Linked DNA regions of Mus musculus: regions 2, 3, 4, 5, 6 and 7 are each linked to region 1. The links are chromatin loops, found by intact Hi-C in ENCODE. Cell type or tissue: left cerebral cortex. All regions are shown on one strand. Region 1 holds the start of Vstm2b (V-set and transmembrane domain containing 2B). Region 2 has its middle 28 kb from the start of Gm38996. Region 3 has its middle 94 kb from the start of Gm38996. Region 4 has its middle 92 kb from the start of Gm51479. Region 5 has its middle 210 kb from the start of Gm34052. Region 6 has its middle 8.5 kb from the start of Gm34052. Region 7 has its middle 15 kb from the start of Gm38996.

The links. A loop is a pair of places that touch in the nucleus more often than their neighbours do. Peaks named below come from ENCODE experiments on the same cell type or tissue, not always from the same donor. Only the 100,000 strongest peaks of a DNase experiment are listed, where the experiment ranks them.
Region 2: a loop joins it to region 1, with 2.8 times the contacts of the local background. A loop is called at or near these places in 3 of 42 quality-filtered maps.
Region 3: it touches region 1 in a loop (2.1-fold over the local background); 6 of 42 quality-filtered maps call a loop at or near these places.
Region 4: a loop joins it to region 1, with 13 times the contacts of the local background. A loop is called at or near these places in 4 of 42 quality-filtered maps.
Region 5: a loop joins it to region 1, with 6 times the contacts of the local background. A loop is called at or near these places in 5 of 42 quality-filtered maps.
Region 6: a loop joins it to region 1, with 2.7 times the contacts of the local background. A loop is called at or near these places in 5 of 42 quality-filtered maps.
Region 7: it touches region 1 in a loop (2.4-fold over the local background); 7 of 42 quality-filtered maps call a loop at or near these places.

Annotation. Positions count from the first base shown.
Region 1 is chr7:40,899,188-40,903,187 of GRCm38, forward strand. Vstm2b (V-set and transmembrane domain containing 2B) reads left to right here and starts at 91. Exons shown (of 5, transcript NM_021387.3): 1 at 91-262; 2 at 817-1,001; 3 at 2,063-2,092; 4 at 3,243-3,714. The coding sequence starts at 181. In left cerebral cortex, a CTCF peak has its summit at 2,153 (motif pointing left); DNase peaks (open chromatin) are centred at 330, 853, 1,524, 2,198 and 1 more place; H3K4me3 peaks cover 3,152 bases; H3K27ac peaks cover 2,028 bases.
Region 2 is chr7:40,322,007-40,326,006 of GRCm38, forward strand. No RefSeq gene overlaps it. Among named protein-coding and RNA genes, the nearest start is that of Gm38996, 28 kb to the left of the region's middle. In left cerebral cortex, no CTCF peak of the experiment used is centred here; DNase peaks (open chromatin) are centred at 2,029, 2,435 and 3,530.
Region 3 is chr7:40,388,138-40,392,137 of GRCm38, forward strand. No RefSeq gene overlaps it. Among named protein-coding and RNA genes, the nearest start is that of Gm38996, 94 kb to the left of the region's middle. In left cerebral cortex, a CTCF peak has its summit at 1,830 (motif pointing right); DNase peaks (open chromatin) are centred at 290, 772 and 1,907.
Region 4 is chr7:40,799,550-40,803,549 of GRCm38, forward strand. No RefSeq gene overlaps it. Among named protein-coding and RNA genes, the nearest start is that of Gm51479, 92 kb to the right of the region's middle. In left cerebral cortex, a CTCF peak has its summit at 1,954 (motif pointing right); a DNase peak (open chromatin) is centred at 1,955.
Region 5 is chr7:40,070,433-40,074,432 of GRCm38, forward strand. No RefSeq gene overlaps it. Among named protein-coding and RNA genes, the nearest start is that of Gm34052, 210 kb to the left of the region's middle. In left cerebral cortex, a CTCF peak has its summit at 2,260 (motif pointing right); a DNase peak (open chromatin) is centred at 2,255.
Region 6 is chr7:39,853,036-39,857,035 of GRCm38, forward strand. No RefSeq gene overlaps it. Among named protein-coding and RNA genes, the nearest start is that of Gm34052, 8.5 kb to the right of the region's middle. In left cerebral cortex, no CTCF peak of the experiment used is centred here; no DNase peak of the experiment used is centred here.
Region 7 is chr7:40,308,968-40,312,967 of GRCm38, forward strand. No RefSeq gene overlaps it. Among named protein-coding and RNA genes, the nearest start is that of Gm38996, 15 kb to the left of the region's middle. In left cerebral cortex, a CTCF peak has its summit at 1,796 (motif pointing right); a DNase peak (open chromatin) is centred at 1,772.

The sequences.
Region 1 (4,000 bases):
CAGCCGGCAAGGAAGCTGGGCTGATTGGCGGCCGCCGGCGGCCAGGGGAGGGGGCGCCGTGCGGGGCCATGGCAGGCTCCGAGGCGTCCTAGCCGGAGCTCGAGCCGGAGCCGAGCCCAAGCTGCCGCCGCCGCCGCCTCTCCGCGCCGGGCCCCCGCCGCCGCCGCAACCCTGCGGGAGATGGAACAGCGGAACCGGCTCGGCGCCCTCGGATACCTGCTACCTCTGCTACTGCACAGCCTGCTGCTCTTCGTGGCCGACGGTGAGCGCGGGAACTTCGCGGCCGCGATGGGCTCAGGGGACCCTTTGCTAAGGCCACGGAAGTCTGCCCGCTGGCCACCGCGGAGGAGGAAAGGAAGCGGCAGGCTTTACGGTCTCCAGCAATTCGGGTGTGCAACCCAGGCTGGGAGTGGGTAGGAGCACGAGCGCAGAAGAGGGTCTCTGCAGCTGTGGCGTCCGCTTAGGGAGTCCTTTCACCCAGTCCCCGCTAAGCAGAGGAGGCCTGCAGCAAGCCAGAGTTGGCGCTTCCCAGCCCAGCTCCAGTGATACGGCCCTACCTCCCCTAAACCCTGCACGACCTGGAGGGGAGTAGCCTGCAGCAAGTGGCGGACCCCCGCTGCCACCTTTGCAGCTGCTCCCTGAACTTTGCTGGAGCCTCTCGCCCAGGGTCACTTAGTAGCTGGGGACAGGAGTGTGGGTGAGCCCAAGGCCCGGTAGCAGGAGACCGACCGCCTCAGCCTCGGGTAGCCCCAAGCTCTCCCAACCCTACCCCCACCTCGCCTATCCCCTGGTCACGCCTCTCTCTCCCGCCCCCAGCTACATTCACCGAAGTCCCCAAAGATGTAACCGTGCGAGAGGGTGACGATATCGAAATGCCCTGCGCGTTCCGGGCCAGCGGAGCCACCTCTTACTCGCTGGAGATTCAGTGGTGGTACCTCAAGGAGCCTCCCCGGGAGCTGTTACACGAGCTGGCGCTCAGCGTGCCGGGCGCCCGGAGCAAGGTAATCCGCTGCCCTTCGCTGCACCCGTGCTTACCCGACTTCTTCCAGTGGAAGTGAGGGGTACCTCCACAGGGCGCTGCCCTGTCGCTCAGCCACCTCCCGTCCTCTGTATCTCCACAGTATTGACAAAGTAAACGGATGTCCCCGGATGCTATAGGTTCTTTATCACTCTTTCCCCTTCTCGCCCAGCCCCTGAAAACCTACACACACCTGGCCCAATTTTCCTGCTCATGCAAGCTAGCTTTGGGACTATACTCTGATGGGTGCTAGCGTGAGAAAAAAAGCAGATCACTTGATTCTGGCAGGCTCTCTTCTGCCACTCTGGGGTCCCAGGGCCAAGGAGTTCAGCTCCTTCAGATTGTGTTTATGTGGTAGAGAAGAGGGTACTAGAGCATGGTAGCCAGCAGGTCACTCACCTCTAGCTTCCATAGGGTCTGAGAAACAGCTCCACCCTCAGTGGCTGGAATACTTTACAACCTGCCCCATAGCTCACACCATCATTTACACACCCACCTACCTACAGTGTCCCCAGAATCCCACTCAGTGTTCCTGTTCTCATCCTCCTCTGGCACGTATCCACATACCAGACTGTCAAGGCCTTCATGATGTTGGACCTTCCATCCAGTGTTCGGTTCCAAGTGGAGAATTTAGAGGAAATGATGAGGTCCCCTTGGCTGTCCAGCATCCCCACTCTCCCAAGCAGACAGGTGTGTATGGGGCAGCCACTCCTCAGCCAAATGGTTTTAGCCAGGAAACCTACTTTTCTCTTGGCGCACTGCAGGAATCCTAATGTATTTGGTACCCTTCGCCATGCCACACCTCAGGCATGTCAAACCCCAGCTCACCTGCAGAAAGTATCCTTGTCAAAGACAGGTCAGAGGTTTCCGTGCACAAAAATGTCAACAGCTTAATTTCATAATCAATCAATTAATATCTCTGTCCCTTCCTCCCTCTCTCCCCCCTCCCTCCCTCCCTCCCTCCCTCCTTCCTTCCCTCCCCGCTCGCTCCGTTCCTTCCTCTTCCTCCCCCTTCCTTTCTCCCTTTCTCTCTCTTCATTTTAGGTAACAAATAAGGATGCAACTAAAATCAGCGTAAGTGTGGAGACCAGCGTGGGCCGCGGGAGACCCCTTCTGGCCGCTTCGCGCCCCGCAGCTCCCTCCCCTTTAGAAAGCCTCTTTCGCCGAGCCATGCGGAGCTCTACTACCACTGGGGTGTATTGTGGGCTCCTTGGCGTATCTGGGCGCCATCTGTCGCTAGTAGAGGGATTAGATTGTCTTTTGTGTAAATTAAGGGTCCAAATCCAAGTCTCACATGATACTTACCAGTAAAACACAACTTCCTCTGCACCACGCGCTCAGGGACCTGGAGAACATCTGCCCTTACCTTCTCTGCTGTCATTTCTTACAAGACCTCGAGCGAGCATGACTTCTTGCTCAGGCTGCGTGGCACTCCAGCTTCCCACCCCCTTCCGCCCCACTTCGCACAAGCGTTAGGCTTGCCAGGAGCACCCTCCACTCAGACATCTCCTTCTCCTTGGGTGACATTGTTAAGTGCTCCGGGGGTGAGTGTCTTTTGCAGTCAAGGGGCATGGGGTTTATAACACTGGAGCATGGAAATAGCAGGGATTGAAAACAACCAAATCCTCTTCGAGGGTCCTGATTAGAGGTCAGGGCTTTTCCCGGTGTTCGGTGAGAGTTCCCTTAAGATTTCCACCATGCCTGAGAGAAAGAAGGATTTGTTGAGGCTGTTAACAAGTGGTCAGTCCTAAATGACAGGGCAGGACAGGTGTAGTTGTGCATCCTACAGGCAAGATGGACACATCCCAGGTGCTCTGAGCTTTAAATAAATGTGAATGTGATTTGGGGTATATGTAGGATAGCCCCAGAGCAGTTAGCTTAGGCTTTTAGGTATAGGAAGGATGTGGATAATTAGCCTCATATAGCCCCAGCCAGAAATTTCTTGCTAGCTGTGGAGTAAAGTTCGATCCAAAGGGACAATAAGCAAGAGTAAATGTGAGATGAGATGGCTGGGAAATTGGGACCCAACACCGTGCACTCTGCAACAAGGTGTCCAGGCAGAAATAAGAGCCATGTGCCACTAGCAAGATGTATTGGGGTGTTAGGAAATACTGGGATTGGATGGTAATTTGGCACAGTGATAGCGGAGCTGAGAGCCCAATGGTGTGGGCTCACTAAAGGTGTGGCGCCCAATGGTCAGACCTCTAACAGGGCTGTTTTGCAGACCGTGCGAGTCCAGGGCAATGACATCTCACACCGGCTTCGGCTGTCCGCCGTACGATTGCAGGACGAAGGTGTTTATGAATGTCGCGTTTCGGACTACAGCGATGATGACACTCAGGAGCACAAGGCCCAGGCATTGCTGCGTGTGCTATCGCGCTTCGCGCCGCCCAACATGCAAGCTGCAGAGGCAGTGTCCCACATTCAGAGCAGCGGCCCGCGTCGCCACGGAGCCTCCAGTGCTGTCAGCTCCAACAACGCAGGCGCTGCTGTCCGCACCACCTCTGAAACCAGCCACGATGACAAGAACCCACCTCCTGGGAGCCCTCCCGCTGGATCAGGAGTTCCTGAGGCCGCCGCTGCCGCTGCCTCCGCGACCCACACAGCCACCACAACTGCTGCTGCAGCTGCTGCTTCTTCATCAGCATCACCACCATCAGGGCAGGCTGTCCTTCTGCGCCAGAGGCACGGCTCCGGTAAGGGCAGGCCCCAAAGGGGTTTTGCATGCCCGGTGGAGAGGGAGGTTAGCAGCCAGTACATCAGCAGCGCTAGATAGCTTTATTGTAACAGCAGTTGTGTGCGCCAGAAGCATCTTTTCTGCTGTGCCTTTCTGGTGTTCTCTGAGCTTTTTCCCAGTCTTGACTCTTAAAGGGTTTGAGCATCCTATCAAGTATATTCATAACTCAGCGGGCTGCTCTGCTTGACACTGAGGCTGGGTTGTGAGGTTGTGTGGTTGCTCTCTCGGACAGCATTGAGAACTGT
Region 2 (4,000 bases), 580 kb before region 1:
TAGAAAATGTCAAGTAAACATTCATGGGAAGAAAGAAAAAACAGGAAGACAACACCTTTGATGATAGAATCAGAGGGAAGAAAGAGTGAGGAAAGTCCAGCATATGGTTTCTATTCTGGTCCCTGATGGTTACTGCAGGAAGCTCGTGATGATCTATCTTGGTTGTCATCTTGACACACATGGAAAGAGGGGATCCTATTTGAAAAATTGCCTGCATCAGACTATCCTCTGCACATGTCTAGGAACATTGTCTTGATTGCCACTTGACGTAGGAGGGCTCAGCCCACTGTAGGCAATACCATCCCTATGCAGGTGGACCTGGATTATATAAGGAAGTAGCTGAGCATGAGCCTAAGAGCCAGCCAGTAAGCAGCATCCCTCATAGTCTCTGGCACAGGTTTTTGTCTTGAGTTCCTTCCCTCAGTGAAGGATTGTGACCTGAAACTATAAGTTGAACTCAACCTTTTCCCCCATAAGTTGCTTTACTTATGATGTTTATCACTGCAAGAGGAGAAGCAATCTAAAACAAAGCTTTAAAATTTGGTTGGAAGGAGGTCCCCCATTAGTATACTCTTTGTAGTCATGGAACCTTGTCATTTAGTACTTATCAAGTCTACAAAAGGTCAGCTGACATTGACCATCTGTACTGAGAGCTGAAAACACACTCTCACGATGATGTGAGCTCATATTACCCACCCCAGCTGTAGTTATAATGTGGAAATCTTTCTATGCATCTCCGTTAACTGTCCTTTACAATTCACTTTTGTAAATTGTGTATCACTTTTCTAGTTTCATTCCTAGTGGTCCACTTCAATCTGTTAGGCCCCACCTTAAAAAGGTTGGGACCCTTCCCAAAACAGCACCCTCAAATGGGGACCAAGTATGAGCCCATGGGGGACATTTCAGTTCCCTTGGATCATTTCATTTAACCAGTGCCCAGCTTTCTGATCTCCTTTAGGAAAACCCAACACAACGTGAAAAACTCCCATAATACTATTTTCTTTGAAGACCAATGATATTCTAGTGATTTCTTTCCTAGCTATGTCAGAGATTTTCAAATGCTCTGGTTCAAAATCTGAACAAAATTTTTTAAAGATTCCTGCTCACCTGTCTCCAGTCTTTGGTTTGTGAATACTGGAGGTAGAGATAAAATGCTTAAGCCCTTGGCTCAAAATGTCCTTAGAGAGTTGTTAAAATGTCCTATCAAAAATATTTTATAGCCCAGGGCTAGGAGATGGCACAGAGGGTGAAAATGTTTGCCAAAAGCCTGACAGCCTGAGTTCAGATCTCCTCAACCCAAGTGAAGCTCTGCATGTGATGGAGTCTATCTGTAATGTCAGCCCTCCTGTAGTGAGATAAGAAACAGAGACAGGGGGCTGGTGAGATGGCTCAGTGGGTAAGAGCACCCGACTGCTCTTCCGAAGGTCAGGAGTTCAAATCCCAGCAACCACATGGTGGCTCACAACCATCTGTAACAAGATCTGACTCCCTCTTCTGGAGTGTCTGAGGACAGCTACAGTGTACTTACATTAATAAAATAAATAAATCTTTAAAAAAAAAAAAAAAGAAACAGAGACAGGAGAATCACCTGAGAGCTCTTAGGCAGGCTAGCACAGCAATGGATGTAGGAGACAGTTGATGTGATAAAATACTTTCACAAAGAAACTTAATGACCTCAAAGTGTGGTCTATCATTGGAGAGGAAGCAAGGTAGCAGGAGTTTATGTCTTCAGCATCTAGAAGAGAGCAAGGAATGCATGTGGACAAACTGGTGCTCAGTTCCCCTACTCCATTTTATACATCCTAGGATCTCCACCCAGGGAATGGTTCTTCCCACACAATTAAGATGGTCTTCCAACATAATTCTAGTCATCAAGGCAGTACCTCACAGATATTCTCAAAGGTTTGATCTTAATCCCTTACAGGCATGCTAGGAATATTCCCTCCTAGATGAGTCAAGATTCTCTCAACAGTTAACACTGTCACACACTCCTACACAGCGTATTTCATAACCTATGTGCTAGTTAGTATTTTTGTCCACTTGATACAAGCTAGGGTCATCTTGGAAGAGGGAACCTCAAATAAAAAGATGTGTGAATTAGATCGGTCTGTAAACAATTATGGGAGGCATTTTCTTGACTAATAGTTGGCATGAGAGGGATCAGCCTACTGTTGGCAGTTTTGGCCCTAGGTATATGGTCTTGAATTATATAGAAAAACAAAAAAGCTAGCCAACCATAGAAAGCAAGGCAGTAAGCAGTGCTTGTCAATGGTCTCTGCTTCAGTTCCTGCCTTCAGGTTTCTATCTTGAGCTCCTGCCCTGACATTCCTTCAGTAAACTGTAAGTTGAAAGAAAAGCCTTCCCTCTCCATGGTACTTTTTTACTGCAATAGAAAGCAAACTAGGACACCTGCCTTGGAAAATTATAATCAAGCAAATTTGGAATGAAGTAGATTCCCAAACAGGACATTTCTGGGTACATCTGTATCACATGGAGGCCATCTGGAACACCACATGCTGTTAGGATCAATCTTTGAGCTACTATATTTGTGCTTGTTCCAACCCCATGAGGGCTGTGTGACCACATCTCCTTTAGCATGTGAGATGGAGACTGGATCTGGACCTCTGAGAAATGCAATTGGAGTTAGTGTGGGCACCATAGCAGGCAAAACCCTTCTTCCATACCTTGGTCAACTTTTCAGAAATTAGAAGGTCTTCCCAGAAGTATCTGATGTTGACTCCTTGCCTATCAGGTTGAAACAAAAGACAGAAGTTCATGACAAATCAGAAAACAATAATTTGAAAAATAAACAGAAAGGCCCGTGCGCTTAGAAAGAGACACTTACAGAATAGTCTTATTAGAACCATCATTCAATAAGAGTACAAAATATTTGGTATTTTTGGTGAAACTAGCCTTGGTGAAGGCTAGACTCATTCTAAGCTAGTTAGACCTCAAATGTTCATCTTCTTGTGGTGCAGACCAGCAGCAAGGAGCTTCACTGGTACAGAGCCAGATTCATCTCTCTGCTATTGCTGGGCAGTGACTGCTTTGCAGACCCTCAGCTCAACTCATTGGCTCATTAAATCCTCACCGAAGACCAAGCTTTCCTCCCATTCTCAGTCCTTGTCTACCTGACATATGGTGAAGGTTTAGGCAAGGTCATCTCCTGAACAGAAGAGGATCTTTGATTGGAATTAGTTTTTCTGAATACTCTGTTGTCACTATGCTGTGGCAGAAAATTCTCAGAGGCCACAGAGCTTGAGCTCTGGGGGAGGGGTTATCCAGAGGTAGACTTCACTGTCCTGCCCTTGAACCCTTCTGTGGAGAAGAGATGAGTGCAAGAGGCATGACTCAGCACATCCCTCAGTGGCCTTGCCTTACTCTTCCTCCTTCTCTTGGGATGGTCCCTGTCATGGTGTCATGATTACTACCTTCCTATCATTATCTCTGTTGCTATTAATATCACATGAATAATTCAAACAGTAAACTTAGAGGCGCCTGGCTCCTCTTCTGCCCTGGGGAGCTGCCAAAGATAGCTCAGCCCCTGGCAACCATGTAGCTGCTTGGGGAGGGCAAGAGGCTTGCTAAGAGGAAGCATCATTTTCTTCAATTGCGCATCTTCTGATTGTGTACTATGTCACTGAGAGGATGGGGAGTCTCCTTATAGTGTTAGTCCCTCGTTGTACTAGAAGCCAGGGGAGAGCATCAGCCCTGTTGGATGGCACTGATGTCTGCTTTCAGGCCAGCAGGTTAGTTTTTCCTCATGATTTTTCAGATAAAAATCTGTTCAGGGCTGGGTGGGCCTGGGAACAGTTAATGGGAACCCTTTTGTTATGAATCTGGTGGCAAGTATTGGATACCCACTAGAGAAATCTGTGAGAAGCCATCTTGAGATGATGGATAGTCTGCTGTGGCTTCTCCTAGACCTCTATGCAGGAGGAATAGCCAACGAAAGTCATCACAGTGTGTGTTTGTATGTTGGTGGTGGTGGTGGGGGGGG
Region 3 (4,000 bases), 510 kb before region 1:
GTGGGGTTAGGCAGCTGATCTGTGACTGAGATGCAGCACTTACTTTAGTTGGTTTTGAAACAGACTCCTTCTGTGTAGCCCAGGTTGACCTTGATGTCACTATGCTCTCAGCCTGGCTTCCAAATCTTAATCCTCTTGTTCCTGCCTTTTGAGTGCTGAAATGATATGTTGAAGCACCAGCCCTAGCTATAGAATGTTCTCTTTGAAAAACTGCTGAGTCATTCTAGCAGCGAAGGCAAGCAACGTGTCACCTCAGAGCCACGGGCCACACTGTCTCTTCCTGTGGGCGCGTGTGGATATTTCAGGGTCTAGCATGAAAGTGTGCTATACATTATTCTGGGTGGGTGCCATCTTCACACTTCAGTACAAAGTTACAGAACTAGGAATGAGGAAATGAGGAAAAACCAGACAACTTCTTCACAGTCATAGACCCGGATGTTCAGAGAGGCTCTCTCATATTCTATAACCGCTGAATGGCGGGCAGTCTTGGTACACCCTGGTCTACTCAACAGCCCCAGCTCCCTGGGCCTCAGTAGCCTTTAAGAAGGTAACCTTCAACCACTGATGCCAACTGCTACCTCCTGACACTCATAGGACAAACCTCTCTTGGAATATTCTGACCCTGTGCTGCTTCTATGCACAGAGAAACCTGTCTTGGAGTAGTCTTTGGTATGTGCACAGGCTCAACTCTATGGATGGAACTCATGGAGTCTTTAACCTCCTCTGTGCAGTCCAGGGTACAGAGCTCAGTTAACACAGCTAGCACAATCCCCACAAATGGAGGCATGGGTAGCTCACACAAGACTTGAGCCACCAAGGGAAAGGAAATGGACAAAATTGAACCGGTGAGGGTTTGTCTTTTTTCCTTAGAGAATGCCAAGGCAGCCTGAGCAGCCAGCTGTATTTCTCAGGAAACCAAGCATCTTAACAACATTTCTCTTCTCCTTCCTTGCTGCCCTTCTTTGGAATATTTCCTGTTTCTTGATGAAATCTAGGTTCCCACATAGTCAAGAGTCTTTCAGCTCTGCTCTGGGCTGTGTCTCCCACGACTAGGAAACCTCCTCTTGTGTTCTGAAGCAACTCAGGAAAGTGTGAGACAGAGCCCAGGCCTGTGGTTAGATGTGCCCTCTCCCACTGCTCCCCACCAGTGGTCCTGAACTAGAGTGTGAAATAGGAAAGGGGCCTTGTTTCTGGGAGGAGCAGAGCTAACTGGACATTAGGTGATTATTCTGGAAGCTCAGTATGTATGTGCCAGAGGCAGCAAACAAGAAAACGGGTGACGTGGCTTGAGAGGTGATAACGATGTGTGGCGATCTCTGAAAGACATCTTTTTGAAGTCAAACTGAAATTTAAAGAATAAAACATAGCAATCAGCCACTGTGTGTCAGAGAGGGTACCAAGATCTGCACATATTTATTTCATTTAAGCATTATGACATTATTATAAGGCTTTTATAAAGCCTTACTTAATGGTGATCGAGTAATAAGAATCACAGAGGCTGAGTAACTTGTCCACTGTCACAAAGTTAAAACATAGGGGAGATAGTCTTCCTTCCTTCCTTCCTTCCTTCCTTCCTTCCTTCCTTCCTTCCTTCCTTCCTTCTCTCTCTCTCTCTCTCTCTCTCTCTCTCTCTCTCTCTCTCTCTCTCTCTCTTTCTTTTCCTAGCATTTCAGTGTGTAGCCTTTGGCTGGTCTGGAACTCACTGTCTAGGTAAGGCTGGCCTGGAACTCAGAGGTCCGTTTGCCTTGTCTCCCTAGTGCTAAGTCTAAAGGTTCACCAAGTCTTTGACCTCTGAAGCCTGGCTATGGGTCCCTGCCTTTAACCTAAACATGACCTGCCACTTGAGGGCACTCTGTCAGCAGACAAACACCATCTCCTAGCAAAAACAAGCACTGCCAAGACGGTGGGTGAGCTTGTTCCTAGGGCTTGCTTGGTACCACAGATGAGCATTGAATTTTCTTACTTGCCCCTTCCATGGCTTGTGACCAGTACCCTGAGTCAAATATAGACATGTCCCTAAGAATCTAAATTCTATCCCCTTAGAGGCTACAATCCGTCCTCCTATTCTTCCATAAGACTCCTCAAGCTTCAACCACTGTTTGGCTCTGGGTGTCTGCATCTCTCAGTCAGCTGCTGGGTGGAGCCTCCCAGAGGACAGTCATGCTAGACTTCTGTCTGCAAGTATAAGAGAGTACCATTAACAGTGTCAGGGACTGGTGCTTGCCCATGGGATGGGTCTCAAGCTGGGCTGGTTATTGGTTGGCCATTTCCTCAGTGTCTGCTCCATCCCCCATCCCTGCATTTCTTGTAGACAAGATATATGTGTTGTTTGTTTGTTTGTTTGTTTGTTTGTTGAGACATGGTTTCTCTGTGTAGCCCTGGCTGGCCTGAAACTCTGCAGACCAGGCTGACCTTGAACTCACTGAGATCTGCCTGCCGGTGCCTTCCAAGTGCTGGAAATAAAGTTGTGTGCCACCACAGCCACCACCAGCAGTTTCTTCGTTGGTAAAATGCAGAGACTGGAGGCTCTCCCCAGCATAGTCCATGCATCAGGTGGACGATGACAGCCTCCACCCAGAACAGACCTTCCATGGTTAATTTCCCACCTCTGTTGCTGCTTATTAACATGGGACTCTGTATAGAAATTAGGTTCTCAGTGAGAGAGCCCACTTATAATTTACGAACTTTTGCCATACAACATTCGCAAAACAATTACATAAAGATTAATTAGCAAATTCCCGAAACAGTAGTAAACAGCAAAGTAGTTTAATTAAAACCATTATCTCCAAATCTGAACGTTAATAACAGTTGTAGCCCAGGGAGGATTATAGACATGCAAGCTTAGGGTGGCAGCAGGGGAGAATATCCTTTCATCCTAGCATCCAGCCTGCCAGAGCTGGGTGTCTGTGGTTCTGGCTAGTTTCTCCCGAGGACTCTCTGGCTATTGTCCTTGAGGGGGTGGGGAGCAGGATAGGCTGTCCAGTCTCTTTGAGGGGCTTCTGTGGTTGTGGCTTTTGGAGACCAGTGCAGATAAGCCTGTTAACAATTGCCTGCCTCCAACAAAAGGCCTTTCATCTTCAAAAGCGGCAGCAGGTGGTTCAAACAATAAGACTTTCTAGAGAGGAAGTCATGAAATCTGGAATTATGGGAAAACACCAGCAACAATGGCTCTTGTCTTTCAGAAAATACTGGTATACATTATTTTCTGAGCCCAGACCCCCTATCCTGAACTGTGAATTAAGGAACTAGCAAAGGAGCCAGTGAAAAGGCAATTTAATCTCAGCGACTGTTCAGTGAGCATACACCACCAGCTCCCAGGTTGCCCCAGGAGCCTTGAGGAGAGTCCATCTTTATTCCTAAGCTGAAGGAACTGAGTAGCCTCTAAGAGGTCTGCTCCATCCCTCTAGGTCTTATCTGCTTTCTTTATACACTCACAGATCCCCTTTGGTGGTCTGACAACTATAAACACTTAGCCCACTTACTTAGGACACTGTGATCAGTGTGAGTCCAGCATGAATCGTTATACAGACTGGGCTGATTGCTTTCTCCAAAGTGCTTTGAATGGATGAATCCCAACTCAGCGCAGACACTTAGTTGATGGCTCTGGGACTCTACCCTGAGGAGCAGCTGCTAGGAAGAGTCAGAGCAACCAGAAGACACCACACAGACTGACCTGCTCTTCTTTCACCCCGCTGGTGAGTGAGTGTATATGCACATACATATCCACCCTTCAGGGTCCAGAGAATGTAGGGAGTCTGCCTCTATTACCCTATTCTGCATCTTCTTAAATTTAATTAAGTAAGAAAGTCATTTTTGAGACAGGTCTCATCATGATCCACCTGCCTCTGCTTTCCAAGTACTGGGGTTAAAAGTGTGTTCTCACTATGTCTGATGTTTCCATGTTAGTTTTTGAAACAAGGTTTCCCATGGGACCTGCCTTTTAGGCTAAGCTAGCTGGCCAAGGAGCTCCTGGCATCTTCCTGTCTCCGTCCGGCAAAGG
Region 4 (4,000 bases), 100 kb before region 1:
AATGGAGTGCTTGGAACTGCAGAGTAGGCACTTCTAGGCAGCAACTAACTGCATATATGCAAGGGCCCATGGAATCTCTACCCGCGGCTGCATCTGCTTACATGGAATGAATTGAACTGCAGTAACAAACATCCCCAACATCTTCAGGATGTCTAGCACAATGAAGGTGTTTTTGTTGTTGTTGTTGTTGTTGTTAGTCTGTTTTTCTTTTTGTTTATAACTGCATTATCTATTAGGTTCATCTGGAGGACCTTCTGGAGTTCAGGCTAATGGAGACTGTCTTGACACTAGACAGAATTCAGTAAAGCATGCACTAGTTTCGAAGCTTCTATTGAAAGCAATTCATATCTCTTCCCTCCACACCTCATGAGCCAGAACCAGTCACAGGGACCTCTCTACCCTGCCGAGTGCTCAAGGAGCAGGAAATTGGTCACACTCGGTTGTGTCGCAGACAACCACCGCCCTTCTTATGTCACTACACTGGAGAATATGGGACGATGGTGACAAGAGTAAATGTCATTTAAAGCACACGCTGTGCCAGAGTTTTCCACACCCTTTGCACACAATAACTCCATCATTGTCAACCCATGTGGACACTCCCCCAAGCACAGCAGGTTAAGATTAAGTCTTCTCCTTCTGTCCTGACCTACAAAGGACTCCAGCCACAAGACGTAGCTTCTCTAAGCTCCCCTCCCCCATCTGTAAGACCAGTGATAAAAACCCTACCCAGTTTCCTCCCTCACAGTCAGAAATTGATCCCAGCTGGAGAGTCTTCAGGGAACCTTCCCCACCACAAGGTGAAGAGACTGGAAGAAGCACCCTGAATTTCATTTTATATTGAGAGGAGACCTGGGGGCACCTTGCCTGATGAATGGGGAACTGCATCGTATTAACAGTCTGCATAGATGTCAGAATTTCAGAAGGTTAGGGGATGGACAGGCCATTGAAAGCTTTGTATTTTGTCAAGACAACAATTATTTGTAATCATCGTCATTTCACAACAGAGAGGGCAACATAAGGCCAAAGACATGGAGAAGGTGTAATTTCAGAATAAAGGAAAAAGTACAGCCTAAATTAAATAAATATAACTTTACAAAATATCATTCATGTGTGCTTTCCTCACTTCACTGAAAATCAGGGCAAAAGTCAGGGTATGACCAGCCCCTGAGAACTGGCAGTCTCACCGTGGATGGCAGGCAGAGGCTTTGTGGCCACAGCTAATGAGTTCCCCTCTACTAAGTAGGCATCTGGTGTCAGCCATGAGTAACTGATGAAGCATCACAGGTGGAAGATCAGAGGCAGGTCCCCCATAAATCACCCATGACCCCCTCATCCATATTTCTATGCCACCCTCCCAGAGATGGCTTAACTTCAGGATGATGATGCTTCATTATCTCCTGAGTCACTCAGACACTGGGACAAAATCTCAAAAACATAGGAGGAAAAATGTGGGTGGGGGTTGGCTCGGAATTTCAGAGGTTCATATCTGGTGTTGGCTGTTTGCAACACTAGATATTTCTGGGCCTGTGGTGAAGCAGAGCATTATAGTAGTATAGGGGGCTGGTTTTTCTTATGGAAGACAGGAAGCATCGAGCAGGAAGAAAGAGGCAAGATAAAGATCTCAAGAGTCTTGCTGGTAGAGATCAACTTCCTCCAACTAAACTTCAGTGTCCACAGTCCCACCCAGCCCAGTAGTATACTCAGATGTTGAATATGTCAGCTCATTATCCCACTGATCAGGTCAGTGCCCTCTGATCTGTCTTTACAAATGCCATCATAGGCACAGCACACCTAGAAATGGGCTTCAGTAGCTTCCTTGGCCACTCTAAGTCATATCAAGCTTAGCCATTACAACCTCTTCACAAATCCCTTCTCTGGCTTCTCTGATATCTCAGGCTCTGGGCTCTCCTAGAATCCTTGGGTTGGGACTATCCCTTGCCTTCCTTGTGGACAGTAGGTGGCACTACTTTCTTTACAGAACTTTCCCCAAGTCCCTTCTCCTTGATTATCCGCTCTTGGCTAAAAGGCCATGAAGAATTGATTTATCAAAACCTTAACACTCAGATGCAGCAGACCCATTTCTCATGGTAAGAGTTGTCTGAGGGCTGCCACTTTGATGACAGAGTGGAAGCAGACGAATCCTGCCCACACCATGCTAATGGTCTCAAGGTCAGCCTGCTGCTTTCTGCTTCCTCCAGGCTTGCACTAGTCGGGCACAGTTAGTGTACATGACACTATAGTCTGAAAGAGGAGCCAGTGAGGTTAGAGCTTCTTGGAAGGAGCTGGGAGGAAGACAGACCTGGACATACCAGGCACATCATGATATCAGCTCTATTTCCATCCTCCCAAGCAGTGATGGGGGTTCTACTGGCTTATGCAAATGAAGAGCCAGGTGTGAGCAAACTCAGCGGCATAGAAAGCTTCCCCTTTCTACTTCTAGTTACAGAAAATGTTGGCTTGGACTGGGTACCATCTCTGGTGTAGCTCATAGATACTCTTTGTAGGCACCATGGTGAGATCAAAACAAAATATAAATAAAACAGGTCATCTTTCCTAAATGAGCACACAACCTTGTTGGAAACTGAGGATGTAGTGAGTGACCTGTGCACAGTGCTGCTGTTCTCTGAGAGCCTTTGGTCCATTACAGAGCACAGGCTTACAATCAACTCGTTTTTGCTTCTGGCTCTAGCTTCTCTAAGTGCCTGGTCTACCTGTGTTTATCACAGTATCGTGGTTAAGAGTCAAGTCCTGCCCATATGAGAGATCTGCGTTTGAACCCTGGCTCTACCGTTCATGAGGTCTGAGATCTCCCACAAGTGTGATGATTAAACTTGACTGTTAACTTGATTATAATGAGAAATGCCTAGGGGATTGGTAAAGCACATCTCTGAGTGTGTCGGCATTTCTAGAGATAATTAGATCATGAGGGCTCTGCCCTATGAATGGATTCATCCCTTGATGGACTCATAATAACATGTCATTATTGGAAGATGGTGAAGGGGAGGAGCTTTAGGAGAAAGTGGGTCACTAGGTGAGGGTTACTTGGATCAACTTCTCTCTCTAGTCTCTTCCTGCATTTCACTCTCTCTGCTCTGTCTGAAGGACATCTTCCTCCACACACTCCTAACATGCTGTTCTGTTCACATCCTTGAAGCAAGCTAACCAGTAGACTGAAGCCTCTAACGTCGTGAGCCAAGGATATTCTGGCTCAAATCTTTCTGTTGCATATTTAGTCACAGTGATGGTCTAGTTTGCTTTCTGTTGATGTGACAAAACGCTAACCAAAACCAGCTTCATCAGGAAAGAGTTTATTTTAACTTATAGGTTATAGCCCATTGTGGAGGGAAGCCAAGGCAAGAAGCTTGAAGCAGAAATCACAGAGGAATATTGTTCATTGGTTCACTCCCAGATTCACAGTCAGCTGTTTCTTGTATACAGACAGCCTAGGCCCACATGCCTAAGGAAAGTACCACTCACAGTGGGCTGATATCAATTAGCAAACAACAATGTCCCTGAAGACAGAGCTATAGGCAAATCCAATTGAGACAGTTCCTTAATTGAAGTTGCCTCTTGACAGTGTATGAAACTGTAACAAAACTAACCAAGACATTAAGAAAAAGGTAGTTAACGCAGAAAAATGGGTCAACTTCTACAATGAAAAGACTATTCACTGATAGTGAATTGTTGGATGTTTGGTGGGGTTTGCAGCTCCTTTGCTTAGGGGAACAGTTTGCGATTACTAACTCTGTACTAACACAGGCAAAGATGAAGACATATGCCACCAAGCAGTGCTCTCGGGCAGAAGCTTCACTCAGGACCGAAAGGAACCTGGTGTTTGTTCATGACTTGAGTCCAGAAATCTTATTGCTGGGGAATGAACTCAAGGAATGGGCATGGGGTTTAATTAAATGGGCTTCAAAACCAGGTTCAAACACAAAATGTGTGGAGTCCTGAGTCAAGGACCAGCAACAAGTGGGGCAAAGATTTGGGAGAGGAACAT
Region 5 (4,000 bases), 830 kb before region 1:
TACACTTCTTCGGATTCTTCTTCTATGGTGCATGCAGTATCTTCATGAGTACACTCCACTCAACTGGACTAAATGTAGTATATTGGTCTGGGAAGGGCTTCAGGAAGTATTGGTTAGGGGAAGGTGGCTGATGCACAGGTATCACAGAAGTCTCCCTGGGGACTCCAGAGGACAGCCACAGCAATAGATCCTGCATGTCTAAGTTGTTTTGGTGTTTTTCTTCATATGTTTTGAAACTCTCTGAGTTAGTGCATTGATTAGGTTTGAAATGCTTTCTTTGAAAGTCAAATATTTCGGCAGAATAGACTTTTGTTTGAAGTCTACGTTGTCACTCACAGCTACTTCAGTTGTGACATCAGAATGGTGATAGTTGTTGCCGTTGTTATTGTTGCTGTTTTAAACGCATCAGAGCGCTGAGGCATATGACTAACCTGAGCCACTCTTACAGAGTTACTGGACTCCTGGCAGAGCTCAGTTAGAGTTAGAGATGAGCTAGAGAAAGTCCAGTGTGGCTGGCATGTGGCTAGAGACTACAAACATGTGAATCTTTGCATCTTTCTGGCTCCTTACACTGTGAGACCAGAAAGCCCTGCTACTAGCCCAGTCATTCCAAAGCAAGAGCAGGGTTGAGACATATCCAAACCTCCACATCTATCCTGAGACTAGCAGGAGTATAACTGCTTCCTCCTTGCTCTGGGTCTGCATGTCCCAGTGCATCTAAGCCTTACACTCTCACTTTCACCACCCCTGAGATAGTCATGTAGCCTGGTGGCCAAATTAAAGGTTAAACGTCCTCTCTCCCTACAAAGATATGTCCAAAAAGCACCTGGAATTCCTTTTCATGCAAATGAAGCATTACCAGCCAATAATGTGCACTCACCCCTAAAACCTCTATCTATTCCCCAAGGTTTATATACGCCTTCTTACCCCCAGTAAAGGGGGGCTGTTTCATTGAAAATTATCTCCAGAGAAGGCTATTCCTCCTGCATTCACAACCTCTGAGATCCTATGAACCCACTCACCCAGATAAGCTTCCTTTCTTAAGTACACCAGTTATGTAACAGTGCATGGATAGCCCAAGGGCAGAAGCAGACCTGGGCTGCACTCTACTAAAGCCAGGACTGCCTCCAGAAGAGTCTTACACTTGAGCTCACTGGTGGAGTCATCCTAAAAAAAAGTGTCTGTCTTAGTTACTGTTCTCTTGCCACAACAAAACACCATGACTAAGGCAATCGATGGAAGACACATTTAACTGAGGGATGACAATTTCAGAGGGTTTTTCCATAATCATCATGGTGGGAACAGCCAGGCTGAGAGCTTAATTCTGATGCAACAGTAGAAGAGAGAGAGACAGAGAGAGAGAGACAGAGAGAGACAGAGAGAGAGACAGAGAGAGACAGAGAGAGAGAGAGAGACAGAGACAGAGACAGAGACAGAGACAGAGACAGAGACAGAGAGCCTGGTACTGGCTTTTAAAGCCTCAAGCCCACCCACAGTAACACATCTCTTTCTACAAGGCCATGCCTTCTAATTCTTCCCAAACAGTTCCATTAACTGGGAACAAAGTATTCAATCTCATGAGCCTACGGTGGCTACTCTCATGTAAACCATTAGAACTACCACAGTCTCTGAAATTCGCAGATCTCTTGTGCTTCCTCCTACTTAGAAGGTAGGGTTTTGAACCCAGTATATGTTCCCATAATCCCTGCTTCTCCTCATAAACAGGTTGATTTGTCCTGTTTTTTTTTTTAACTCAATCCTCTCAGGTGAGAGTTTTTAATCACTTCCCCCTACTCCTCCTACCCCCACACAACACACACACACACACACACACACACACACACACACACACACACACACACACACACACAAACACACAACACACTCTAGAGTAAGGGTTTACTCTACAGAAGAACAGGCAGAGAACCGCAGCAGTATTCAGTGCACTTCTGACGGATGCTGCTCCTTGTCCATTGGTCTGCATTGCAATGTAAATTTCCAAGCTCAGACTTTTGTTTTGTGTTGGTTTTGGTGAACACACTTTGGGGTTTATGACCTGGGGAAGGAGCTTGCAGGGCAGGTGATCTACTTAGCTTCTGTCCTCCCCCAACCCCTCCTCACTGCCCCCCCCCCAAGATGTTTCAATCACCACTCCAGCTCACACAGAACACCCAAATTTGTGAATGCCTGACTCAACCCAACAGGGTCCACTCCTGGGAACAAGTGTTCCTGTCTCCTCTGTCCTCCAGATGGCACCCTTGCCTCAGATACAGTGTCCAGTGTCTACTCTGAGTTCAGCAGTTGCAAAGGGTTAAACATAAGTCAGGAACTGACATATGTGTTCAGTGTTATTGTTGCTGTTATAAGGGAAAGGGTGCTTCCAACCTTCCGCTAGATTGATAGATGGCAGAGTATGACTATTACACCCCAACCCCCAACTCCCCACCCCGAATGGAAGCACCTCAGTGACTGTTCCAGGGCCCAGAAGGCCTGGAGGGTGGCATCTGGAGTAGTTTGAGAGCCATCTTCAAGCACTGAAGGCTTGGTCCACCTCCAGTTCTTACAGAGTTGTCCCCAGACAGATTGTACTTTGTGCAAGTGAGCCTCCTTTGCTCAAAGTGGTCTACAAGGTCCCACTGTGCCTGGTTGGCAGTAGAAGAGCTAAGGGATGGCTTCTCTGATACTCTGATTAAAAACAGACAGACAGGCAAACAGACAGACAGACAGCCATCTTCACACACCAACCTCTTGTTACAAGTTATGGATTTCAGAATATCTGCCCCTCACTCTGAGTGGTTCTTAGGTCATCATTCTTCCTTCTTACAGAAGTAGGGATATGATTTCTGTTCCCTTTTCCAATGTCAGTGAGTTTTCCTAGGGCTGTCAAGGAACTGGATGTCCTTTGCTTTTTCCCACATGCACAAATGCTTTGTTCCTAGGGGAAGAGAGGAGGCAGGCCACTCACCAGTCTGTACTGATGCTCCCTGTCAGTCTACTCCAGGTTTTATGAGAGCTTGCTCGAGCCCCTCTACCTCTTCCCTCACAGTTCCTAGTGTAATTCGTGACAGAAAAGCCAACAAGCATTTGCTCTTCCCTTTTCCCACATTTGTGACACATGGGAGCTTCTCCAGCCACCAGTGCACAGATACCCTCAGCTCAGCTATTCTGGTGGGTTTTACCCATGGCAGTTGGCTATTCTGCTTCCGCAAGCCCATGTCCATGTCTCCTTTCTTTCTCTAGGCACTTATCCCTTCTGAGATTCCAGGGATCTGGTGATGGCAGCTGACAGCTCTTAATAGTTCTGAGAGGAAAATGGAAGCTGTCACAGCACATTTTATAAAAGTATCTATTTCTGTAACCACTACCCACCAAGAAATGCAATTTTTCCAGCACCTTTCACTAGTTAATAATCCCACTGAGATAATCACGACGCCGGCCATCAGTAGTATGACCCTTTGTGCTAGCTACATTTTTGTCATTGTGACAAATCTACAAGAGAACTACTTTGAAGAAGCAAAGATTCGCTGGGGCTTAAAGCTTCCAAAGGTGCAGAGCCTGTGATTAGCTGCCCTACCTTGTTGGGGGCTTGACGTGAGGCAGAAATCAGGGTAGATAGAGTGTCTGATGGAAAAGGCAGTTTGCCTTATGGAAGTCAGCAGGTAGAAATGAAAGATAAAGGACCTGGGATTCACATTTCCTATGCATGCCCCTTACACCCACCCACCCACCAGCCGCTAAATCCCATGTCTAACCTTTCCAGCCCTCCCAATCACACTACCAGATTCGACTAGGGGAATTAACCACATCCCATCAGGGGAATTAATCTATCCCTGAGGCCAGAGCCCTCTGGATACAATCACTTCCCAGAAACCTAAGAGCTGCCAGTCCTGCTCCCAAATGTCCTGGGGGATGGGGGAGGGGACATTTCCTATTTAAACCATAACACCTGCTTTTGGATTTCAAATCAAAATCCACATACCTACCAAATTTTTGTTCTTTT
Region 6 (4,000 bases), 1.0 Mb before region 1:
CTGACTCAGGTTCTTTTTCTGGGGTGTTCACATGTTCATGACTTCACAAATGTATCATTTTTCTTTCATATTTCTTTAAATACATAGGTCCAATATACTAATCTTTGCAAGTCTGGCATATTTTACACAACTTGATAATGACACAGCTCTTTTTATTGTCCCCAAACTGGCCTAATTTCACCCTCTTTTTGTGGCTGAATTTGAATTACATCATACACACACACACACACACACACACACACACACACACACACACACATATATAAACCAACCCATCACCAGGGAGATAATTTCAGGAGAGCCTGAAATGAAGAAACTGAATCAACCATTGCCATATATATATATATATATATATATATATATATATATATATATATATATATATATATATATGCGCCACAGTTCCTTTATTCATTTATCTGCTGCTAGACACCTAGGCCATATACCTTGCTAATACCTTGGGTATTGTGGAAAAAAAATGGATGGCTTTGTAAAATTAATGTGTTTCTTTCTGTAAGGGCATGCTAATCTTGGGAGTATTGGTGTGGTTTTAGTACCTATGTTAATATGGTCTATTATTTTATTTTCAATAATAATGGAAGAACTGACAAATCATGAATGGCTGATGAAAAACAAGTGACTTATTCACATATGCATGCTGCAGAGGAGAGGGTGCCATTCATGCTTCTGTTTCTTCCTGGCCATCTTCAGACTGCTGCTTGAGAGCAGAGAAATAATGTTAGAGAGATTGGAAGAAAGAATGTCTCAGCTCACAGCATTTGTGACAGCATGTATAAGATCTGTGTAAGCTCAAGCCAAACAACAATCCCAGCATGGAGAGGGGAGGTGGGTATGAAGTTCCACCTCAAGCTTAGGACCTTTTGGCAATTGACTGCTGTCTTAGTTAGGGTTTTACTGCTGTGAGAAGACACCATGACCAAGGCAACTCTTTTAAGGACAACATTTAGTTGGGTCTGGCTTATAGGTTCAGAGGTTCAGTCCAGTATCATCAAGGCAGCAGCATGGCAGTGTCCAGGCAGGCATGGTGCAGGAGGAGCTTGGAGTTCTACATCTTCATCTGAAGGAGAAGACTGTCTTCCAGGCAACAAGGACAGAGGGTCTTAAAGCCCACACCTACAGTGACACACCTACTCCAACAAGACCACACCTACTCAACAGGGTCACACCTTTTAATAGTGCCACTCCCTGGGCAGAACATATATAAACCATCACAACTGCTGTTAGGAGAAGTAGAGTCAGTTTTATTTAAGAGTGAGGGCCCTGGTAGTTCAATCATGCGCTAGTGGAATGTCCTGTAAGAGTATAAGGGCAGGACAAACTACTTGATAGGCTTGAAAAATCAAAAAGGGCACAAAGTTGGGTGGGTGGATCTGAGAGATGTTGGGGAAGCTGGAAGAATATGGTCAAAATACATTGTACAAAATTTACAAGGAACTAATAAAAAAAGGAAAAAACTTTTTTTTTAATAACCAATGAATTTTATGTCTGAGTCTCAGTATGAGGTGTGAATACTGGTTGTGCAGCTGTCTATAATACAGTAGCTAAGTTCTGGTCTATAAGCGTCTCTGTTGGTTTACTCAGGGGCAGCCTGTGACTCGCCTGCTGCTACTTCCCTGAAAGCTTCTGCCAAGTGTGGCTGGGCTCCTAACATAGAGAAGAAAGCCAGTACGAGGGAGAATTGCTATTAAATAAAGATAACAAAAAGAGATGCTATTCACTTTATATTTAAGAAGGGGTATCATTAGGGAGAGGCACAGCCACATTTCTCAGCTCTAGTTATCTATGATTTTGATGGTTTTTAACTTAAATTGTTCACAGGATATACCTTACAATCAGTCTTGAGTAAAGTAAATATAAAAAAAAAATGGAGTGAAGTGGCCAGGCACTCTAATCCCAGCACTCGGGAGGCAGAGGCACGTAGATCTCTGTGATTTCAAGGCCAACCTGATCTAAACATCAAGTTCCAGGATATCCAGGCTTATTACACAGAGAAACTGTCTCAGAGAACCAAAGGAGGAAAAATGCCGTGAAGTTTTAAAATTAAGGTTAAAAAAATATAAATTTATATATTGGTCCCTGATCTTGTTGCTGTGACAAAATGCCTGATGAAAACAATTTAAGGAGGGAAGATTTATTTTAATAGTTTGGGGGCACAGTTCACCACTGTGAGGGTGAGGTAGCTGGTTGTATTATATATGCAGCCAGGAGGCAGAGAGTGATACACGCCTGAGATCAGCTGGCTTTCTCCTTGTTTTCTTTACCATGGAGTCTGGGGTTCAGCCAATGGGGTAGTGCTGCCTACATTGCCAGAGGTGTATTGTAAATGTTTGGAGTCATAGTGGGCTTACACTTGCCTGAAACAATCCTCATTTGTGATTGAAGATGTAAGGTGGGTATGCTTGAGAATGTGGGTACGTGAGTAATGCTGACAAAAGTGAAACTCTTTTTTTTTAATTGGATATTACCCCCACCCCCCACCCCCCACCCCCCAATGCTTGCTGCTCCCTGATGCTAAGCAAGCATTTATTAGGTTAACACTCTTGTTTGGTCTGGCTCTTTTTTTTTATTAGGTATTTTCCTCGTTTACATTTCCAATGCTATCCCAAAAGTCCCCCATACCAACCCCCACAATCCCCTACCCACCCACTCCCCCTTTTTGGCCCTGGCGTTCCCCTGTACTGGGGCATATAAAGTTTGCAAGTCCAATGGGCCTCTCTTTGCAGTGATGGCCGACTTGGCCATCTTCTGATACATATGCAGCTAGAGACAAGAGCTCCGGGGTACTGGTTAGTTCATAATGTTGTTCCACCTATAGGGTTGTAGATCCCTTTAGCTCCTTGGGTACTTTCTCTAGCTCCTCCATTGGGGGCTGTGTGACCCATCCAATAGCTGACTGTGATCATCTACTTCTGTGTTTGTTAGGCCCCGGCATAGTCTCAGAAGAGACAGCTATATCTGGGTCCTTTCAGCAAAATCTTGCTAGTGTATGCAATGGTGTCAGCGTTTGGAAGCTGATTATGGGATGGATCCCTGGATATGGCAATCACTAGATGGTCCATCATTTCGTCACAGCTCCAAATTTTGTCTCTGTAACTCTTTCCATGGGTGTTTTGTTCCCATTTCTAAGAAGGGGCAAAGTGTTCACACTTTGGTCTTCGTTCTTCTTGAGTTTCATGCATTTAGCAAATTGTATCTTATATCTTGTGTATCCTAAGTTTCTGGGCTAATATCCACTTATCAATGAGTACATATTGTGCGAGTTCCTTTGTGATTGGGTTACCTCACTCAGGATGATGCCCTCCAGGTCCATCCATTTGCCTAGGAATTTCATAAATTCATTCTTTTTAATAGCTGAGTAGTACTCCATTGTGTAAATGTACCACATTTTCTGTATCCATTCCTCTGTTTAGGGGCATCTGGGTTCTTTCCAGCTTCTGGCTATTATAAATAAGGCTGCTATGAACATAGTGGAGCATGTGTCCTTCTTACTGGTTGGGACATCTTCTGGATATATGCCCAGGCTCTTTTAAACATCTCCATAGGTGTTCTTGCCCAGTGTTGCCTGATTTGTTGAGGCTTTTGAGCTTTAGCCAGAGAGAAGTTTAAAGCAGCGTGCTGGTTAGTTTTTTTTTTTTTTTTTTTTGGTCACATTGAATCAAGCTAGCGTCTTCTGGGAAGAGGAACCTCGGTTGAAAAGAAGTTATGTCACCACCAGACTGGCCTTTAGTCTGTGGGGGCATTTTCCTGATTAATGGTTGATATGGGAAGGCCCATCCCCATTGTGGCCAGTGCCACTCCAGGGCAGGAGGTTCTGGGGTGTATAAGAAAGCAAATGTAGCTAGCCAACAATCAGTGTTTCTCCATGATCTTTGTTATAGATCCTGCCTTGAGTTCCTTCCCTGACTTCACTTCATGACGGACTACAGGTTATAAGATGAAATAAAATAAATCCCTTTCTTCCTAAATTCCCTTTAGTCAA
Region 7 (4,000 bases), 590 kb before region 1:
TGTCCTGCTCTGAGTGTTGCACCCTTACTTTTTTATGTGTCTCTCGGCAGGTGGTGCTCTCCCTCTGGACTCAGCTTGCCCCCTCTTCCACCAAGTTTCAAAAATCTTGTGTTATTCCAGAAAACAACCCAGTTGACCACCTTGACGCTAAGGCAAAGCCCCCCCCCCCTCTTTTTTAGATTCCTAATACCAATTTTCATGAAATGGATTCTGCAAGTATCCACCCAGTGAATAAATTCATATCTATGTGGAAGGAAATGCATTTAAGAAGACTAACATCAGACCCTATATCTCCCTCCTACCAACTAATGAGAACCGGATAACTGGGAGGCATAGAGGGACTTTGTGCTCACAGATAAGCACTAGGGGACCCAGAAATGTTAAACACTCTATTTAAAGAGAGAGATGTATAACCTGTTTTCTACTCAGAAGGCTTGGAGCAGATGTGGTTAATAGACTGGTGATCTTAGTACTATCTGTGTGGCTGAGACCACAATAGATCCTTCTCTAGACTCTTATCATAAGCTTGTTTTTCTCAGTTCCTCTAAAGAACCCATCCTTATGGAAGCTGTCACAAGTGTTTCACAAAAAAATTGGGGCTGGAGAGATAGCTCAGTGGTTAAGAGCACTGACTGCTCTTCCAAACGTCCTGAGTTCAAATCCCAGCAACCATATGGTGGCTCACAACCATCTGTAACGGGATCTGACGCCCTCTTCTGAAGACAGCTACAGTGTACTTAGATATAATAATAAATAAATCTTTAGAAAAATTTAAAAAATGTTTTGATATAGTTGTCTCTTAAGCTTTGTTATGCACACAGGATTGAATTATTACCAGAAAAAAACTTTCATCAAGTTAGGTTGTGCTTAAATAGGTCTAAAATAACTATTTGTAGTCAATTTCTGTACTGCGATGTGTTGAGCCCAACTGCCTTTTGCCTCCTGTGGACTACTACCCTGCTGGCTGTGGTGTTTGCAGATCCCCTAGAGGGGCAGGTAAAGGGGATCTTCACATTTTGTTCGATTTTAATTTCTTTTAAATGGTTTTTAAATTGTGTGTGTACAGGAATACGCACATGTATGCAGATGCCTATGGTGTTCAGAAGACAATGTAAGGTACCATGCAACCAGAGTTACAAGCAGCTGTGAGCCTCCAAATGATGGGGCAGCGAATACTCCACCCATATGCTACACAAACAGTCTAGAACACAGCTCCAATTGAATCCTGTCTTGCTCATCTGCCCGAAAAAATGTCATGTTCCTGAGAAAATGCTGTTGGTCACATGATTCCTTCTAAGAAACAAGTGTCTCCACACCACTTCCAAAGCTTCCATGAAGAAAAGTAACAATGAAATACTTGGCCTCCAGTTTTTGTTTGTTTTTGTTTTCTCCTTGGAGACAGCAGTTGTGAGCTAAAACTGCCTCCCTCCATAGCTCATGGCCTGGACCTTTGCCAGGCTCATCTAATGGACAGTGATTGCATACAGATGAGGCCTGACCCCCAAATGTAGTCACAGGAAACCCTAAACTCAAGGAGACATTAGACACAGAGCTACGACCTCACCATCACCTGCTTCTCTTGCTGGGCTCTGGATGTCAGCCCCTCTACCCAACACCTCAGTCCTGCTGTTTTGTAAAACCCAAGAGGTCTTCTAATGTGTTTCAGTGCTGAATGTAATGCATGAGTCTACACATTTTAAAAGATTAATCAATTGATTTTTGTATATGAGTGGAGTTTTTCCCGTGTATACACAGGTATTCCAAGCGTGTGCAGTGCCCATGGAGGCCAGAAGAGGGCATCAGATCACCTAGAACTGGAGTTAACAGAGGATTGTGGGAGTCATGCAGGTGCTAGAGGCTTAATCTGTGAGCAGCAAATGCTCTTAACTGATGAGCCATGACTCCAGCCTCCATCTTAGACATTTAAAAATAATTTGCTTCCTGGTTTTTGAACTCTTACCATACTGAAATCTCTTCCCAGGTGGAAATGTAAGGAATGTTTGTACCTTCCCCTAGAGTCCCAACAACAAACTGAGGAATGACTGCACACAAGTTTACTCTAGAGAACCAATGAAATTATTGGGCTTCCTTACAAAGAATAGGTAAGGGGTTGATTACAGGGGTGTGGATGTTCCTCCTACAGGCTGCACCTGAAAAGTCTTTACCCAGCAGAGATGAGAGCTTCCTCCTGGTTGCAAAGATGGATTTTACTTCCTCTAACTTTCCTAGCGTACTTATGTTGACTAGTTTTATGTGAACTTGACATTGGATATAGTCAAGTGTGGGGAGGGAACCTCAGTTAAGAACCTTCATAAGCTACAGAGACAAATTTTGGAGCTGAGACAAAAGGATGGACCATCTAAAGACTGCCATATCCAGGGATCCATCCCATAATCAGCCTCCAAAATCTGACACCATTGCATACACTAGCAAGATTTTGCTGAAAGGACCCAGATATAGCTGTCTCTTGTGAGACTATGCCAGGGCCTAGCAAACACAGAAGTGGATGCTCACAGTTAGCTATTGGATGAATCACAGGGCCCCCAATAGAGGAGCTAGAAAAAGTACCCAAGGACCTAAAGGGAACTGCAACCCTATAGGTGGAACAACAATATGAACTAACCACTACCCCAGAGGTCTTGTCTCTAGCTGCATATGTAGCAGATAGCCTAGTCTGCCATCACTGGAAAGAGAGGCCTGTGATGGTTTGTATATCCTTGGACCAGGAAGTGGCACCATCTGAAGGTGTGGCCTTGTTGGAATAGGTGTGACCTGGTTGGAATGGGTGTGTCACTCTGGGTGTGGGTATAAGATCCTCACCCTAGTTGCCTGGAAGTCAGTCTTCCACTAGCAGCCTATGAAGACATAGAACTCTCAGCTCCTCCTGCGCCATGCCTTCCTGGATACTGCCATGCTCCCACCTTGATGATAATGGACTGAACCTCTGAACCTGTAAGCCAGCCACAATTAAATGTTGTTTTTACAAGACTTGCCTTGGTAATGGTGTCTGTTCATGGCAGTAAAACCATAACTAATACAGAAGTTGGTACCAGGAGTGGGGTATTGCTGTGATAGGCCTGACCATGCTTTTATTTGAAAGAATGTGGATTTTGGGACTTTGGATTTGGAAAACAGTGGAATGCTTCAAATGGGGCTTAATTCGTCATCCTAGTAAGAATATGGAAGACTTTGTTGCTGGGAGTAATTTGAACTGTGTTGACCTGGCCCAAGAAATTTCAAAAGAGAAGAATTTCAGAATGTGGCATAAAGACTGTTTTTGTGGTATTTTGGTGAAGAATGCGGTTACTTTTTGCCCTTGTCTGAAAAGTCTGCCTGAGGCTAAGATGAAGAGACTTGGATTAATTGTATTAATTGCATTGACAAAGGAAGTTTCAAAAAAGCCCAGCAGAGACTCTGTTCTCTGGTTAAGTCTCACAAAGAGAAGTTTGAACAAGCATAGCAAGCTTAGAAAGGCCAAATATAAAATATATGGTTCGAGTATTAAAGGCATACCAGGAAGTGAAATGGAGCAAAATCCTGTGTTTAGGAGATAACAGATTAAGGGAGTGGGACCTTGGGGCAAGATCCTACCCAGCTAAATTAAATCTAGGTATAGTGGTACACACCTTTAATCTCAGGAGACAGGCATGCTGATCTCTGCATTCAAGGTCAATCTACAGAGCAAGATCCAGCATAGTCAAGCTTAGGCAGTAAGGGATTTGGAAAACAGAAAGCCAATGACAATGTAATAGCATAAGCAGGTCATGTTGTAGTTCCTGTAAGCAGCAGAACTCTGCAGCTTCAGCCACGTGGCTCTGGCTCTAGAGTTAAGAATGGAAGGAACTACTGGGACAATTGGTGCTGGTTAGCTGGAGCTAAGAAATTATCAGTGATTAAGAAGAGACCAGCATCACTGAGGTGAAATCTTCTGGGAAGTGTTTTCTGGGAACACAAAGAAGCTGTGTGCCTCTTTGTACAAGGTTGCCAAGGTTGTGCCTCT